2 separate regions of the Homo sapiens genome follow, and region 2 is linked to region 1. Evidence: read pairs that join two places in POLR2A ChIA-PET (ENCODE). Cell type or tissue: A673. All regions are shown on one strand. Each heading gives the region's core, and the rest is flanking DNA. Links, peaks and the distances in the headings are about the cores only.

The links. Peaks named below come from ENCODE experiments on the same cell type or tissue, not always from the same donor. Only the 100,000 strongest peaks of a DNase experiment are listed, where the experiment ranks them.
Region 2: POLR2A ChIA-PET joins it to region 1 with 5 read pairs; 2 of 35 experiments call an interaction of 5 or more read pairs at or near these places.

What each region holds. Positions count from the first base shown.
Region 1 is chr14:30,053,482-30,056,408 of GRCh38, forward strand. It overlaps the pseudogene RPS6P24. Among named protein-coding and RNA genes, the nearest start is that of PRKD1, 130 kb to the left of the region's middle. In A673, for the core only: no CTCF peak of the experiment used is centred there; no DNase peak of the experiment used is centred there.
Region 2 is chr14:29,921,916-29,924,842 of GRCh38, forward strand. The region is part of intron 1 of PRKD1 (protein kinase D1); the gene reads right to left. Among named protein-coding and RNA genes, the nearest start is that of PRKD1, 4.5 kb to the right of the region's middle. In A673, for the core only: no CTCF peak of the experiment used is centred there; no DNase peak of the experiment used is centred there; H3K4me3 peaks cover 1,261 bases; H3K27ac peaks cover 352 bases.

The sequences.
Region 1 (2,927 bases), core at 183-2,682:
AAAGGATGAGAGGGCAAACAGGTCCAGAATGTTCTTATCATGGAATTGCCTACTAAAGTAGAAAAGATGTGAGGGAGTCAGGGAGGGGCTGGTGTTGAAGAAAGGCAACGTGGAATGAATCTGGCCATCTATGTTTTGGTAGAGGACATGAAATGGACCCTGTTAGTTTTGTTTACTCTTTTGTAAGAGAAGAATCAACATATATTGGACTGAGATGAGCTATTCTGCTTCTTGATTTTGTATTACATACTAGATTTATCAATGCTACTATCATCTTACATTTTTAGTTAGACACCTGGGGGCAGGGACCATAATCTGCATCTGTTTTACCACAAACTTTTAGTATCCCACTATGATGTCATGATATTCTAGTGGTGTGTATAAACATAACATACAAACACACATTTTTAAATAACAGAGACATGATAGAACATAAAATATGATGGCTACAGGAATCAGTGATGCAAATTCTGAAACATAAGTAGCAACCTAATGTTCTGTGAGAGCGTAAAATTCCAACCTATTCATCAAGACAATTTTAATAAAATAACGACTTCTATGGCTTGATGGGAGACCTATTACAATGAGGTCAGATTTTGCTTCCCAGACTATTTTGGTCAAGAGGCCACATGTTAGCCACTGATGGATTTGCTGAAGCCAACAAAAAGAAGTTGAACAGGAGACAGGAGAGTGTCTGACTAAAGTAGATCATGAGTGAGGGTAGCAAAGGGATCTTTAGGGCCTCTGGGAAACACCAGCTAGTTCCTGTTCACTGAAGTTCAAGAATGAACTGTGCAAAACCATTAAGGGTATATTATTACCCTTCATCTGATCTTGACAAGAGAATTTTTGGTGATAAAAAAAGAAAAAAGACAGACTGATTAAGCTGCATCTGGGTTAACTTTCCTAAATAGCAAGTTGGCAGACAGCCTGGAAACAATGTAAATTCTGCTTCATTAAAATTAAAATCACAGTTGATTTTTTTCTACCTAGCTGGCTATTGGGAAATAAAATGTCAAGGGTTGCATGGTTTATGTAAAAGAGCACATAGTAAACCTGCACAAAAATTCCTATAGATGGGACTGGAGGCAACCATGTAAACTCTGTAGAAGAATGGGTGGCTGAGAGGAACAGCGACAAGTACTGGCCCCCTCCAGAGGTCCCGTATACTCATGAAATGATGTTCTAAAAAGGTCAAGAAAAGAGGTTTGCTAATAAGCTTTTTTTTTGAAAGGAAAATAACAGCTGACTTGTATATTAAATAATTAAATAAACATAATACAGTTTTCATTGACCAAAAATTGGCACATAAGAGTTTTTTTGTATAAACATTTTTTTCTCCCACGATGAAACTTGAAACTCAAGGGAGCACTTTGCAAGAAAAATGACAATGTAATATTTTCTCTATCAACTTTGAATAAAAGCCAAATAAATTAAGTCACAACGTGTGTCTACGGCATCAAATGTATATTGATTAACTCTTTCTAGAAAAAGCCTAAAGGCAAAGAAAAAAGTCAAAATTGACTGAGTTTTAGGTCAATGTATCCAGTAATATTCTGGGATGAAGTCAAGATAGGAAAATTGTGAAGATGAGTTCATGAGAGAAAGGTAAAATGTGTTTATTTAGTATATGCAAATAAAAATGTCTAATACGTAGTTAAAATATAGGATTGGCTCGTTCTTTTTCATGGTATTTCAGAGGGAAGTACCTCTTCAGAGTGAACATGAATGTTTCCCTCTCAGTCACTAGCTGCTAGAAACGCACTGAAATGGACAGTGAACACAAACATCATACCTTTTATGAGAAGCGTATGGCCATAGAAGTTGCTGTTAATGCTGACTGCAGAGTGAAAAGCTTATGTCATCTGAATCAGTGATGGGAACTGCAAACAAAGTTTCCCCATGAAGCAGAATGTCTTGACCCATGGCTGTGTTTGCTGCTACTAAGTAAGGAGTGTTCCTATCACATGGCAAGGTGAACTGGAGAAAGTACAAATATATTTGAGGTTGCATTGTGGATGTCAATTTGAGTGCTCTTAATTTGGTTATTGTGAAAAAAAAAAAAAAAGTCGGGAGAGAGAAGGATATTCTTGGACTGACTGATAATACTATGCCTCATCACCTAGGGCCCAAAAGAGCTAGCAGAATCTGATAAGTTTTCAAATATCTGTAAAAAGATGATACCTACCATAGGTTGTGAGAAAGTCCCTAAACAAAGAAGGTAAGGAACTCAGGACCAGACTGCCCAGGATTCAGCATCCTGTTATTCCATGTGTCCTGCATCACAAAACATCCACATATTGCTCTGAAGACACAGCTTGCTAAGAAAAATAAGTAAGAGGCTGCAGAATATGCTAAACTTTTGACCAAGAGAATGGGAAACCAAAGAGAAATGCCAGGAACAGGTCCCTGAGAAGCAGAGGCTGTTCTCTCTGAGAGCTTCTACCCTGACCTTGAATCCAGTAAAAAATAAGATTTTCTAAGAGTAGCAAATAAATAAGATCAGATAATTTTTGAAATGAAAAACACAGGAAGTTTAGGTAAAAGTCAGTAGTAAAAATGTAGGTTTTTTTTCAAACACAAATATCATAACTAAGGTTAAAGGATAAAGAATGGGAAAAGAGGTTAATGGCACATATAAGAGAGGATTATCTTTCAGTAAGCTTTTACAAGTTAATAAGAAAAAGACAAAGACTATGATACAGGAACTTCACAGTGGTATAAATAAAAATGACCAATAACACCATGAAAAGATGTTCAGTCCCCTAGCAGCCAAGGGTATGCATATTGAAAGCATTTTATACCTTTCAAGTTAGCAAAACAAAAATGTAATTTGATACTGTATAGACAAGTTCAAGTGGCCATATGTCACTTGAACTAGGCTTGCTTGAGTAGCATTTCTTGGGGAATACTCAGGTGGCAGGAGC
Region 2 (2,927 bases), core at 105-2,604, 130 kb before region 1:
AGCCCATGGACTACAAGGCTTAATGGTTTTAACTTCACAGTCTCACAGGATATTCTTGTGAAAACTGTCAAATAGTACATACCTGTTTTAAAAAGGTTTATAAGTCTGTGAATTGATAGAAAAATATAAAGCAGAGTTTCTCTTGGGAGGCCAAGGCGGGCGGATTACGAGGTCAGGAGATCGAGACCATCCTGGATAACACGGTGAAACCCCATCTCTACTAAAAATACAAAAAAATAGCAGTGCATGGTGGCAGGCGCCTGTAGTCCCAGCTACTTGGAAGGCTGAGGCAGGAGAATGCTGTGAACCCAGGAGGCAGAGTTTGCAGTGAGCCGAGATTGCACCACTGCACTCCAGCCTGGGCAACAGAGCGAGACTCCATCTCAAAAAAAAAAAAAAAGAAAAAGTAAAGAAAAAAAGAAAAATGTAAAGCAGAGTTTCTCTTTGGGATTGTGAGATATGTGATGAGGCCTCATTTTTTGCAGTCTATAACACAAAATATAAAACAATACTTCACATCTGGAGGCTATACAAGGATAAGGAAGCTCTTAAAAATATATTTAAAAAATAGTTAAACATAATCTACTACATATAAATTCCACATCTGTAATACATAATATACAGTTCCAAAATATAATCCTGTTACATTATTAAACTTGAAAAGAAATTTAAATTTTAAAAGTACAGGCAGGGCACAGTGGCTCATGCCTGCAATCCCAGCACTTTGGAAGGCTGAGGTGGGAGGATTGCTTGAGGCCAGGAAATCAATAACAGCCTGGGCAACACAGTGAGACATTGTCTGTATAAAAAAATTATAAAAATTAGTCAGATGTGGTGGCACACACTTGTAGTCCCAAACACTTGGGACGCTGTGGCAGGAGGATCACATTAGCCAAGACTTTGAGGCTGCAGTGAGCTATGATTATGTACTGTACTTGTAGTCTGGGCCTTATCTCAAAAAATAAAATAATAAAAATAAAATTAGAGTACTAAAATTATATTACTTAAGAATCACTTAATAGGCCAGGCCCAGTGGCTCACACCCAGTGGGATTCCTTAAATCCCAGCACTTTGGGAGGCCGAGGTAGGAGGACCTCTTGATCCCAGGAGTTCCAGACCAGCCTGGGCAATATGGCAAAATACCATCTCTACAAAAAATTTAAAAATTAGCCAGGCATGGTCACCCATACCTGTAGACCCAGCTACTCAAGGGGCTGAGGTGAGAGGATCACTTAAGCCTGGAGGCCAAGACTGCAGTGAGCTGTAATTGTGCTACTGCACTCCAGCCTGGGCAAGAGAGTGAGATTCTGTCAAAAAAAAAAAAAAAAAAACACACAGTAAAATGACAAATTCTATACTTCATCATTAAATCAGAAATCAGTAGACATATAATATAGCCAATTATAAAATTGGAATAAAAATATATACACCTAAGCCCCAAAGACCATCATTAGTTTAAAAGGAGTTTGTTGGTCCAGGTGAGTTGGATTGATCAAGCACCTAATTACTTTCGGCTTTCTCAATCTATGTGGAATGTGTGGAGTATCTAAAATTAGTAATAAAGAGAAAAATGACATCACAACTATTAAGAAAACAATGTATAATACAATTAAAGTGAAACAATTACAAGCAAAGTAATGCTACTTTCAAACCAAGGCACTAACCTTACTTCTTTAGTGAGCTATCTACTTAAAATCTCACTGTTAAATTTCTTTAGCCAAAAGATGATTCTGAAAAGTGAAACTATATGCCAGGAGTCTTATAAATGCTATTACTCCATTTAAGTACATTTAAGAGTAAAATATCAGTTGCCTTTCTAATAAGGTAATAACCAAAATGAACAATCATATTAATGGCATCAAGCATCCCTAAAGAGTAACACAGCTCATTTGAGGAAAAAAAAAAAAAAAAAAAAAGTATGTGTGTGTGTTTGTGTGTGTGGTAGATAAGTAGATGATGTACTATGAAACCAAACTAGCTCTTCCTCTGGAATTTTTTTCCTTGCTTTAAAACAATTCCTCCTCAGTCTACATATTCAAGGTTTCTTTGACAGTAGAAAGTAACAGTGTTTCAAAGTGAAGTCAATGATTGTTATTATTTTTTACCCTCCTGAAAACAATAACCATGTACACTAACAGAATACATATCTTTATATACAACCAGGCTTCAACGTCACACACTTGCAAACTAAATAAACAAACATAATGTAAATAAAACCCTGGATCAATACTTTCTAAAAAGAAAGAATAACATATTATATAGCCATACATTGTTACATACAAAAAAGCAAGACTAGATTTTTCACCTAAACTAGAAGATGAAAGAAATAATTCTTTACTTATATAAGTCAGTATATACTTAGGGTACGTTATCTTAAAATAAGTATTTTTTGTTGAATTACCATCACAATGTTTCAAGTACAATCGTGTCTGCTACATAATTAGAGAACAACTATACTCTAAATTCTAAATAATAACAATAATAATTTACAGGTGAGTTTCTCAGGGAAACTTATGCAGCCTTGTACACCTCAGTTGCTCATCCCAAAGGAAATGTCCTGTGATGTTACTGAAACTGTCAGCTAATATTTCCAATGCTCGTATGATCTATGTTAGTACTTAGGGAGCTCCTGAACAAAGTGAATGAAAAACTTCTTAACACATTTAAAACAACAGATGTGGAAGACTCAGAAAGATCAGGAGAACCTTCTGCTGTAAGTTCCACACGACTTCAGCCCACATAGTAAATTGTAAATGATTTCAAACCCTCTGCTCTCTCCTGAAACATCCAATCCCCAAACTCCTGTCATCCTTCCTCATAGCTGACGTCCTCATAAGGTACTTCCAAAAAAAAACTGAAATAAAAGACAAAAGAACTCCCTCCCACTTCCTTAACTCCACACTGACACTCTGCCATTCCTACTGTCA